Regions from separate parts of the Homo sapiens genome. Here all the other regions are linked to region 1. Evidence: chromatin contacts called from ENCODE Hi-C or POLR2A ChIA-PET data. All regions are on one chromosome and are shown on one strand. Each heading gives the region's core, a stretch centred on a gene start or an enhancer-like site at or near the end of the contact. The rest is flanking DNA. Distances are from core to core; before and after follow the strand shown.

The links. Hi-C counts contacts between places; a loop is a spot of excess contacts on that map. ChIA-PET counts read pairs that join two places held with the same protein, here RNA polymerase II (POLR2A). Pooled maps may share reads with other maps.
Region 2: a loop to region 1 is called in a pooled map, with 2.9 times the contacts of the local background. The contact joins two enhancer-like sites. A Hi-C loop is called at or near these places in 3 of 50 pooled maps. POLR2A ChIA-PET finds 5 or more read pairs at or near these places in 5 of 52 experiments (AG04449, H1, HepG2 and 2 more).
Region 3: a pooled map shows a loop between it and region 1 (4-fold over the local background). The contact joins two enhancer-like sites. A Hi-C loop is called at or near these places in 5 of 50 pooled maps. POLR2A ChIA-PET finds 5 or more read pairs at or near these places in 3 of 52 experiments (CD8-positive, alpha-beta memory T cell, HepG2 and PC-9).
Region 4: a pooled map shows a loop between it and region 1 (2.3-fold over the local background). The contact joins the promoter of DDX5 here to the enhancer-like site in region 1. A Hi-C loop is called at or near these places in 1 of 50 pooled maps. POLR2A ChIA-PET finds 5 or more read pairs at or near these places in 8 of 52 experiments (Caco-2, H1, K562 and 5 more).

Annotation. Positions count from the first base shown.
Region 1 is chr17:64,281,317-64,284,016 of GRCh38, forward strand. No RefSeq gene overlaps it. Among named protein-coding and RNA genes, the nearest start is that of TEX2, 19 kb to the left of the region's middle. Within about 2 kb of position 1,293, at least 3 of the 41 ENCODE cell types and tissues checked have a DNase peak (open chromatin) inside an H3K27ac peak, as active enhancers do.
Region 2 is chr17:64,106,579-64,109,341 of GRCh38, forward strand. The region is part of intron 1 of ERN1 (endoplasmic reticulum to nucleus signaling 1); the gene reads right to left. Among named protein-coding and RNA genes, the nearest start is that of ERN1, 22 kb to the right of the region's middle. Within about 2 kb of position 1,438, at least 3 of the 41 ENCODE cell types and tissues checked have a DNase peak (open chromatin) inside an H3K27ac peak, as active enhancers do.
Region 3 is chr17:64,080,826-64,083,525 of GRCh38, forward strand. All of the region lies in intron 2 of ERN1 (endoplasmic reticulum to nucleus signaling 1), which reads right to left. Among named protein-coding and RNA genes, the nearest start is that of ERN1, 48 kb to the right of the region's middle. RefSeq lists an enhancer at 1,533-1,652. Within about 2 kb of position 1,411, at least 14 of the 41 ENCODE cell types and tissues checked have a DNase peak (open chromatin) inside an H3K27ac peak, as active enhancers do.
Region 4 is chr17:64,505,039-64,507,893 of GRCh38, forward strand. It overlaps DDX5 (DEAD-box helicase 5), which reads right to left and starts at 1,251. Exons shown (of 13, transcript NM_004396.5): 1 at 1,038-1,251. The coding sequence starts at 1,081. It overlaps CEP95 (centrosomal protein 95), which reads left to right and starts at 1,939. Exons shown (of 20, transcript NM_138363.3): 1 at 1,939-2,078. The coding sequence starts at 2,060. RefSeq lists a silencer at 342-411 and enhancers at 502-711, 772-901, 1,602-1,841, 2,042-2,131, 2,113-2,729 and 1 more.

The DNA.
Region 1 (2,700 bases), core at 43-2,542:
ACCTATAATCCTAGCACTTTGGGAGGCTGAGGCTGGAGGATCGCTTGAGCCCAAGAGTTGGAGACCAGCCTGGGCAACATAGAGAGACCCCTACAAAAAAATAAAAACAGGCTGCGTGGGGTGGCTCACACCTGTAATCCCAGCACTTTGGGAGGCCGAGATAGGTGGATCACTTGAGGTCAGGAGTTCGAGACCAGCTTGGCCAACATGGCGAAACCCTGTCTATACTAAAAATGCAAAAATTAACTGGGCATGGTGGCATGCAGCTGTAGTCCCAGCTACTTGGGAGGCTGAGGTATGAGAATCCCTTGAACCTGAGAGGCAGAGGTTGCAGTGAGCCAAGATCGCATCACTGCATTCCAGCTTGGGTGACAGAGCGAGACCATCTCAAAACAAACAAACAAAAAATTAAAAACAAAAAAATTACCTGGGCATGGTGGCACACACCGGTAGTCCCAGCTGCTTGGGAAGCTGAGATGGGAGGATCACTTGAGCACAGGAGGTCGAGGCTGCAGTGAGCTGTGATCATGCCACTGCACTCCAATAAAACAAATACACATATCCTATAACTACAGCCACATAAAGACAGTGTCTAAAGTTAATATGTCAAAATAACAGATTATCATTGCGTAGTGATTCTCTATCGTCCCCCACCCCTGCCCTTATTCTGCTTCTGTAAAAACAATGCAAACTCAATACAGAAAATTTGGAAAGTGCAGAATGGGGGGAAAAAATCCAAGGTTTGATTAATTAATAAAGGGGCAATGTTGAGATTTTCCTCTTAAGTCCACAAGGCTTACCACGCCCCCGTCCATTGGCTACCAAGCCCGTTAGCGCTACCTCGTGGTCAAACTAAGCAACTACTCTTAGACAAAAAAAAAAAAATTTCAAGGAAGAATTAAACAAGCAATGGTATAGCTCCATAAGTAGCAAAAATGTTACGCTGGGACTTTTATCTTGGGGCTTCTATGGGCCCAGTGGGTATCCCAGGGGCCTCATGGAATTGACCTCAGGTGAACAAAAATATGGCTCAAGTATTTTATATGACTGACTAGTCCGCGATACATTCTCCATGAATCTAGCCCACCCTTAGGGCTATCCTGTGTTCAGCCTGAGCCTTTCCGGAAATTTGTCTCCACTGTGTCCAATGTACAGAGAGGAGCAAGCCCACCCACTAGTGCAGAGAAAAGCTGGCCCCTGCCCGCTGGAAGCCCACCTGAGAGAGGGTGGTCCGAGAGGAACCCATACCTGCGTCCTCCACCCACATCGAATCCCCCCGGGGCCAACTGTTCTGGAAGGCCCCTAAACCAGCTGCGGGGCCACTTGGCTCTGAAGTGTTTGGGGCGCTTTGACATAATTTTGTTGTGTCTGCCCAGAAATCCTGACGCAGGCGGTCGGGGGTGGGGGGCCCTGGGGATCTGTAATTGACAAAGGCTCAGTGGGTTTGGGGACCTGGCACTCCCTAGATGACCTTTCCGGAATTGCCAGTCTCTGTCCTCTTCCGGAGGAATCTGGAAAACTTCCTCCAGAGTGTGGCATTGTTTCAAGAGTGACACATGTCATCGAAGCAGGGCTCTGGAGGCAGATGGCGGATTTCCTCCTGGCTCTGCCCCCAAACCTGCTGAGCCACAGCTTCTTCATCTGTGAAAAGAACATGATAATCTTCATACCCAGCTCTCAAGCTTGTTGTGAAGACTATTTAGTGTAATAATTTAATTACACTTATATTTACATTTAATCATAATTATTTAATATAGGTAAAGCCCCAAGCCCTTATTATTATTTTTGAGACAGAGTCTCACTCTGTTGCCCAGGCTGGAGTGCAGTGGTGTGATCTCTGCTCACAGCAACCTCTGCCTCCTGGTTTCAAGCGATTCTCCTGCCTCAGCCTCCCAGGTAGCTGGGACTACAGGCACACGTGCCACCACACCCAGCTGGTTTTTGTATTTTTAGTAGAGATGGGGTTTCACCATGTTAGCCAGGCTGGTCTCGAACTCCTGACCTCAAGTGATCTGTTCGCCTCGGCATCCCAAAGTGCCGGGATTACAGGCGTGAGCCACCGTGCCCAGCCCCCCTTATTATTATTACATACATATGGGTGCCTTTAAATAATGTTTAAAAGGAACAACCCTACTGTGGTTTGAATGTGTGTGTCTCTTCGAAATGTGTGTTGAAATTTCGTTCCCAATGCATGAGGTGGGGCTTTTAGGAGATGACTAGGTCAGAGGGCCTTGCCCTCATGAATGGGATTAGGGTTCTTATAAAAGGGCTGAAGGGAGCCTATTTGTCCTTTTCATCCCTTTCTCCCTTTCCACCATGTGAGGAGACAGCATTTGTCTCTTCTGGAGGACGCAGCAACAAGGCACCATCTTGAAAGCAGAGATGGAGCCCTCACCAGATACTGGATCTGCCAATCCCTTGATCTTGGACTTTCCAGCCTCCAGAACTGTGAGAAATAAATTTCTACTATTTATAAATCACCCAGACTAAGGTATTTTGTTATAGCAGCAGGAACAGACTAAGACAAACGCTTAAAGGAATCTTGAAGAAGAATCTCCGGGTGTAGTTAAAATATACGGTTTGAACCATTCCCCTAAGTAAATTCAGGTGGAATCCCCATGTCATGGATGATGTGTGTCATTTATAGAAGTGATCTCTCTAGGGAAGGATGAGTAGTGGGTGCCTGAGGGGGATTTAGGG
Region 2 (2,763 bases), core at 188-2,687, 170 kb before region 1:
GTAATGGCAAATAGACTGGATTATTCTGCTGGCTATAACCGGCTGAAAGCCACAGGATGGATCAGCTGATTTTAAGAAATACCAGTAAGACACTTTCTGGCATGCCATAACAGGACACCAGTCCTACAGGGTTTCTTACACACACACACACACACACACACACACACACACACACACACACACACAAGCTCGCTGTCTCTTTCTCTCATAGGACACCAGTCCTACAGGGTTTCTTATACACACACACAAGCTCTCTCTCACTCAACCTGTGCAGTAACATCAAAACAACAGGAAGAAGTACCTCAAAATGGTATTCTATAACACAGACCCTTGAAAGGCACTAAAGGATATTCAAAACAAGGACATCTGTGTCTACAATTCTTCTACTTGCAGCAATATTATCTGTCTCAGACTATAAACTCAAAGCCTGGGCATTTGTGATTCTCTGCTTTATAAAGGCAGCCAGCAGAGTACCGCTTTCTAATACCATTTCATCACATAGTAGGAGACTGTCCGATCATGGCCAAAAAGACATCAAAAATTCACCAAAGCAGTAGAACACTGAAATCAGTGCCCAGTAAGTGCAAAGGTCCATGACATAAAACTCTCTCAATGATTAAAGCAAGCCCTCAGAGTAAAAGCCTCACAATGATCAGGAGGGGCTCAACTCTCCGCTCACAAAGGACTATCTTTGAAGTTATGTTAAGTAAAGACTTAATTAAGACAGATACAAAAAAAATTTGTTTTGTTTTGTTTCTTTGAGACAGGGTCTTGCTCTGTCACCCAGGCTGGAGTACAGCAGCACAAATCATGGCTCACTGCAGCCTCGACCTCCTGGGCTCAAGCGATTCTCCCACCTCAGCCTCCCGAGTAGCTGCGACTACAAGCATGCACCACTATGCCTGGCTTTTTATTTCATTTTTTGTAGAGATGGGGTCCTACTATGTTGCCCAGGCTGGTGTTGAACTCCTGGGCTCAAGCAATCTTCCCGCCTCACCTCTCAAAGTGCTGGGATTACAGGCTTGAGCGGCTGGCCTACAAAACAGATTTTTATTCAAATCAAACCCTGTTCCCTGACCCTCATCTCATTTACACATACTGCAGCAAAGTACTTATACCCAAATATGGAGATTTCTATACAGCCACCTGAACAGTGAGTAACAAATATTTCACTACTTTTAGTCTCCTGTCTGTGGAAGAACATTCAGAACTGAATTAAAACATCAGCCATAGACACAAACAAAAGTCTTACTGTTTTAAAGATTTCAGTCCACCAGTAAATCATTCCAAATTCTGTTATACTTCGTTTACCTGTGTGTAGGTCAGCAATAATCCATCAACCATACAGTTCCTTCTAACCAGTCTATCGGCTGTTATGTTTCCTGATATTAAGTCAATAAAGGCAACCATGACATTTGCTTTGGATGGGAGTCAAGTGTCTAGCTGGGATGCAGAAAAGGCCAAGGCCTAACTGAACAGCACTGTGTGGTTTCCAAACTAAGCAGCTGAGAGAGTTAAACTTTCAGTGTTTGTGGCAAGTCTGCCGTATGGTGTAATTAACCACCACCCAAGACAGTTAGGACTCTTCTTCAGTTTAGGCTACTGTCCTCCTTTAATAGATCTGATTAAAAAAAAAAAAAAGTACCTCATAAATCCACTGTATTCCTGAATGCAAAGGTATGCTAATTTCATAATAGGTGAATACAGTTCCCCCCAAACTGGTTTTGGGGCCTGGGCTGAGTGTCTGAGTTCAACCATTTGCAGTTCTGTTTATGTTCATGGTTGCTCTGCCATCAACTTACATTGCCATCATTGGAAGAAGAAACATATCTGGACATGAATGGTGCTACATGAAATCGTTTTCCCTGACGTGGTTAGGAAAACAAGCCCTTTTTCTTAGGGTGGTATCAAATCCCTAAGGTCCCTCAGGATACCTGGGGAGCTAAGCCAAATCCCACACTTTAGGAAAACTGAAACCCAAGGTTACATGCTCATTTAGTGGCTGAGCTTTAGAATGCAGGTGTCACTACTCTATTTTGTTGTCTTTGCTAAAGGGAAACAGCATCAACTGATATCTAGTAACAACCAAGAAACGTATCAGGCTAATTTACTTTAATGGAGAAACATCCTAAACAAACTAAACTAATACAGGCCTGACAGACTATAAATTTGTATGTGCACCATTGGCCTTACAAAAAGTCAAATTTTATCCATTTGAGTATGTCTACTCATATGCAGTTAAACCTACTATTAAGAAGTCCTGGCCGGGTGCAGTAGCTCATGCCTGTAATCCCAGCACTTTGGGAGGCCAACGCAGGTGGATCACCTGAGGTCAGGAGTTCGCGACCAGCCTGGTCAACATGGGGAAACCCCGTCTCTACTAAAAACACAAAAAATTAGCTGGGCGTGGTGGCGGGCACCTGTAATCCCAATTACTTGGGAGGCTGAGGCAGAAGAATCACTTGAACCCAGGAGGCAGAGGTTGCAGTGAGCTGAGATCGCACCATTGCACTCCAGCCTGGGTGACAAGAGGGAAACTCCATCTCAAAAAAAATAGAAAAAAAAAAGAAGTCCTCACGTAGAAACCCCAAGGGAAAAAAATTTAATTACATACCAAGTTTTTCAGTCCTGGTAACAGCAACTAATCTGAAACTGTCAATTTTGCTCTTCATATTTAGTTAGGAATTTCTTGCAGGGGACAGTAGAGGAGTAGACAGGAGAGTCAAGTAGAAAGTGGAAAAATACTCTAGTTAAATTAAAATT
Region 3 (2,700 bases), core at 161-2,660, 200 kb before region 1:
AAAGCCATCATCAGAAACATCCCAAAATGTCAAGATTCCCAGAGGCTTCCCAGGACCAGGCCAAGTTGTACCGGTAATAACTTTCTCCCTCCTGTTAACCTACATGGGCTAGTGCACGTGAAGGTTATATGCATTTTTGTATCACCGTGCATATCTTTTAGAAAACATATCCACAATGATGCAAATGTAAGCTCTTGGATAGTTACTGAGGCTGGATAGAGAACTGAGACCAGAACAGAACTGCTTTCAAGAAACTTGCATATAACTTGGGGGATGGATGCAGAACGAAGAACCAGTCACCACACACCGTGGACAAGGGGTCAGAGCATCACTATCTGACACCTCAAAGACTTCTAAAACCTTAATCATTACCTTGTCCGATGCCTGGAGTAGCTCTACATATTCCCATTAGGAAAAGTAAAATGGGTTTAAGAACTAACTTTGATTGGCCAGTAAATGGACACACCTCTTTGGAGCGGCAATTCTAGAGCCTCCAAGTGTTCATTCCCTTTGGCCCCCCCATTGCATTTTTATAAAATCTAATTTAAAGACAATATAAACTATAGAAAATGGTTTTTGTACAAAGATGTGTACGTAGCAGCATTACAAATGACCTACCCAATAATATGGTTAAGTTATAGAATGTCCACTTGGCAAAAAATTAAGGCTTCTAAGAGGGCTAATAAAATTTTAAGACATATACAAACCTATGCTATTATGTTCAGGAGAAAAGATAACATTGTACATAGAGTATTAATGCAACTATGGGGAAAGGCTTCAATGTACCTAATTAGATGGAAAGATCAAAAATGCTAATTGTAAGTTATCCTTGTTGGAAATGCAACTCCCCCCAACCTTTTCTATATCTTAAAATTTCTGCAAGAGCAGGCATTACTTTTTAAATTGAGAACACGTTTTTTTCTCTAAGTCAATTTTACATTTGCAGCAATTAATGGCAGAATTCTTCCCTCCCTAGATTTTCCTGGGCACAAAGCAAGAGGAAGCTCCTGATTCCAGGGGCAGATGGTGGTGGCAGTGAGAGAGCATGAACACTGGCACAGCAGCACTGTGTAGTGACAGATCCAAAAGTCCGCAGGCAGGAGACTCACAGCGATGAGGTATTTCCAGCAACCAAAACCCCACAGCCATGCTATACACAACTTAATCTCTGGGGGGCAAGAACAGCAAGTATTCTTACATGATTTTGTATGCAGAATTCCAGACTCTGTAGGCTCTGCTTATGGTGACAGACGGCTGTCCAATCCATCCAATTATTGGATGAAGGAAAATCTTTTAAGCCTTATCATATGTTGACTTTGCTTAAAAGCCCAGCTCCTATACAAAGGCATATGGTGTTCACAACAACAGAGGTGTACACACACCATATGCGGTCTGTGGGCAGCAAACAAACAACTCACTAAACCAAAAACACTCTAGGAAACAGGAAGAACTTTCAGTCAGTAAGCACATGTTTATCTTTCCCATTAATCACCTCTCGGTACACTCTCACAAACAGACTGATGCAAGAGACAGGAAATAAAGGCACACCACACTCATCCTACTGAAACAAGCTAGTCAAGGTGCAATAACCCAGTTATTTTAACACCGGCCTGAAGGCATGCAAGCCAAGAAGAGCAAGAATATCATATTCCGAAGAAAACACAGCAGTAAAATGGCATCTTTTTTGTTTGTTTCAGCCACTTAAAGGTATCACAGATAAACACAGATTAAGAGGACATGGCCAAATTCCAGGAATTCACCAGAAACAAGACATGCAGACCAACATGATTTAAATTCCTGTTCATAACCTGATCTTTGCTGTACAGTGTTTGCTCAGTCACACAGACTCGTCTTCAGATGCAGATTTTCCTGGTTTTCTATAGCTTATCCACTGGTCACCTGACACTGAGGCCTCAGGTCCCAAGATATGCCCTGTATCAGGAAGGTTCCAGTTAAGATTCAGGACATTGGCAGGAGACAGGGGAAGATTCCCGGGACAACTACATTGGTGTTTAAGAACTGTGATTTTTTTTTTCTAGGCTTAGGAGAAGATAAACTCCAGTAGGAGGGCCTTATGGTTATCTTAGCATTTCCCATCCACTCAGTAAAATAAGCACCTGGAATAAGCCTCTTCAAAGCTGCAGCCCAGGTAAAGACACAATTATTAAGACAGTTCTGACAGAGGCAGACACACTGCTGCTTGGCTTCTGAAATGTAACAATGACCTAATTCTGTAAATGTTTTTCTTTAAGAATCATCTGAATTCAAGATTTGCTTTAAAATACTACAGAAAATAATTATACGGGGGGCGGGGAGGACAGATAAAACAAGAAGTGGCAGGCTGTTGATAACAGTTAAAGATGAGACACGGGAACACTGGAGTGTTATTTTACTACTCTCTGTACATATGGTTAAATTTTTTCATATTAAAAAAGGTTAAAGAGAAAATTATCTTTGGAAAGTCAGCAAAAATAAAAAGAGCATTATCTGAAAATGTGCACTAAAAGAGTAACATGAAAAAGTGGTTTTGATTTAATAATGAGAACTGATATCAGGTAAGATTCTTGCTTTAAAAAAAAAAGTTTTCAGCCATGTGAAAAGAAACACTGTCCTACCTGTAGGGATGTAAACAAATACTGCTGTAAAATAAGCCACTATCTATATGGGGCCCGATAAGAATAAAAGCCAATGTCACCAAGT
Region 4 (2,855 bases), core at 1-2,500, 220 kb after region 1:
ACTTAGGTCATGTAAACAGCCTGGGATTTATCATGTCGGAAGCCGGGGATTTATCATGTCGGAAACTTGTCACCCACATGCCAGAATTTGGGATTCTGGCACACACCACTTCTTGTGGTTACTGTAATCTTCCCCACCAGCCTAGCAATTCACTATCAGCAATAACAAGGCTACATGAACCGAAGAGCATCACGACGATGTTACTCATATGGCCGTTTTGGAACCAAACAGCTTTAGTGGTAAGAACCTAAACAGTACAGTCAGCGATAACAGAACAAGGGTTTTCTCAGAAACACTTCTGCTAGCAAACCCAGCTGGGGGAACGCCGCGGTAGAGCTCCGGATCAACGAATCAAAATTATATAACGCAGGAAAAAAGAAAAGGAGGAGCCGGCGACTACCGGGGGAGGAGTCCCGGCCCGGGCGGAGTCGGCCGGGCGGCGTTCCCGCTGGGGCGGCGCTTCCCCCTTTGTCTCGCATTTCTCTCTGCGCCACATTTTCTCGACGCTGCCATTTTGAGCTCCTCCGCCGGGCGGGGTAACAAAGGCGCCGCCGCCATGTCCGAGGCCGGCATTTTGTACTCGCGACTCAGCCACATGGCTGATGCCGGCCGCCCTCCTACCCCAACAGCACCAGGGCTTTGGAAGTGGTCCCCTCGCTCCCACAGAATGCCCGGCCACCCCAAAAACACCTCCCGAAACGCCGCACCTAACAGATGTTCCTTCGTCTGCCTCGAAGCGTCCCGCTTTCATCCGCACAATACGCTCCCTCTCAACTCCCTCAACAGCTACCAAATGGCAGCCGCCCCGACAGCTCCCCAATCCCCACACAAAAAGCAAGCTTGAAGACACTACACCGTCAAATCTCTTCCAATCACTGTGACGTGAATATCAAAATGGCGCAAGCCTTCGGGAAAGGAAGTCCCAAGATAGCCCGGAAAGGCCAAGTCCAAGCCGCAAAGCCCCCGCCGGCCGCCACCCTGACCCGCCCTCCCATCCCCCCACCCGCCAGGCCTGACAGCTCGGCTCCCAAACTCACCCTCGGTCCCGGCCGCGGTCTCGGTCACTCGAATAACCCGACATGGCGTCAATGGTTGCGGTTGGCGGGGAACGAAGTATATAGAAAAGCGTGCGACAAGTCGCTGGAAATGGCCTCGATGACGGCGAAGCCTTGCGGGGGCGGCAGCGGAGGAAGGACACCGATGACACCAGCCGAAGCTGCACTACTAGAGACCGGTAGAAATGAATGAGGTGCCGGCCGCTTTCCGGCAGCCGCTTTTATAGTCTGGACCGCCTCCTACGCCGCAGGGAACGCTGGGAGCCGCTCTATGACCTAATCGCCCCGCCCCTCGCGCATAGGCCGCAACGCCCGCTGGCGTTCCAGGATCGCCGCGCTTTCACCCCTCCCCGCGCCACTCTCTCAGGTCAGGGCCCACCCACCATTGGAATGCCTCATTCTGCACTCTCTTGACCTCACCTTCTTCTGGTCTTTCCACACCTCAAGCAAGCCACCCCGCCCTTTCCCAAGCCCAGCCCCGCCCACCCTCGCCACTCGGAGATGTTTACGTCTCCAAAGAGCCCTCACGTCTGTAACCAAAAGAGGGGGAAGGCGGGGCCTGGCGTTGTCACGTGGCTGTACCACCCCGGACCACCGAGAGAGCGGTCCGCACTACTTTCCCGTTGACGTCGGCGGAGGGATACAAAACGAAATAGCTCACCGGAAGTGCGCTGCTCGCACCCCGGGACCCGCCCGGGCTGCCGGCTGATGTGGACCGTCCGACCCGCGTGTCTGATAATCCTTTGACGGGTTTTGGTCGGCGGAGAATGGTCTCTAAACTTCCCAAACCGCCCCCGTTTCACGTCCTGTGAAAGGAAGTGCTCCTCTGATGACCAATCAGCGGCGAGAAGCTCTTTTAACGTCCGTCCTTCTTTCACGCCTCCTTCCCCGCGCTTTGGTTCGTGCGTCCGCGCCCCAGTGTCGGGTCTGCGTGGATCGGTCCTTCCAGGACACCGTCGCCTTCCCGGCCGCGTCGGAGTCCGGCGGCGACCTGCCTCTGAAACATGGCAGGCTCGGATGCTGGTGAGTGTCTCCCTGGGGTCCCAGTATGTGTGGACTGAAACCGTCCACCTCCAGGGAGGCCTCGGGCTAGCCCGGACTGGGTCTGGGCTGTCGGCGGGGCTCGTGACCTTCAGACGCCGCGTCGCGCTGGCGGGTTCCCTGGATAGGGTCTCTCAGCTTCACCACCTCTTCGCTTCGAGGCCGTGGAACAGCAGTATGCTGTGGGAGAGAGAGAGGCACTGGGGCGAGGCCGGTAGGACACTTGGGTCCTGGCTGTAAAAAGAGCGGTCAGAAGGGTCGTCCCCGGACTTGTCTTTCTGTGGGGCGTCTAGCCGCTGTCCGTGTGCCCTCCGCCCTTGCACTATGGGCCCTGAGGTCGTACCTGCTTTTGTATTGGTCTTTAAAGGAACAGCATTCTTAAGATTTATTATGCCCCTGCAGAATAGTAGAATATGCCCCTGTAGAATAGTTGTGCTTTTTTCTCTTCAGTGCCCTCTAGAGTCATGGGCTTTGTCTAGCACCGCTTTTGAAGAGCGAATTAATTTGGTTGTCTAGGACGCTTTCATCCTTTTCACAAGGACTGCGTACAAACCAGTTGTCATGGTTTGGCCAGCTGTGAGAAATGGGCGTGGGGAGGGGGATTATGTGCATGGAAAATACACTCTCATTCGTTTCCAGAACGTTACGTGTCCAGAACATAGTGGAGATGTTTGTTTCTAATACCGATTGAAAGTGCTTTCCTACCAATTCCCAGGCATTTCAAGGAACAAGTATTTTAAGCTAAGTTACTTTTGGTAC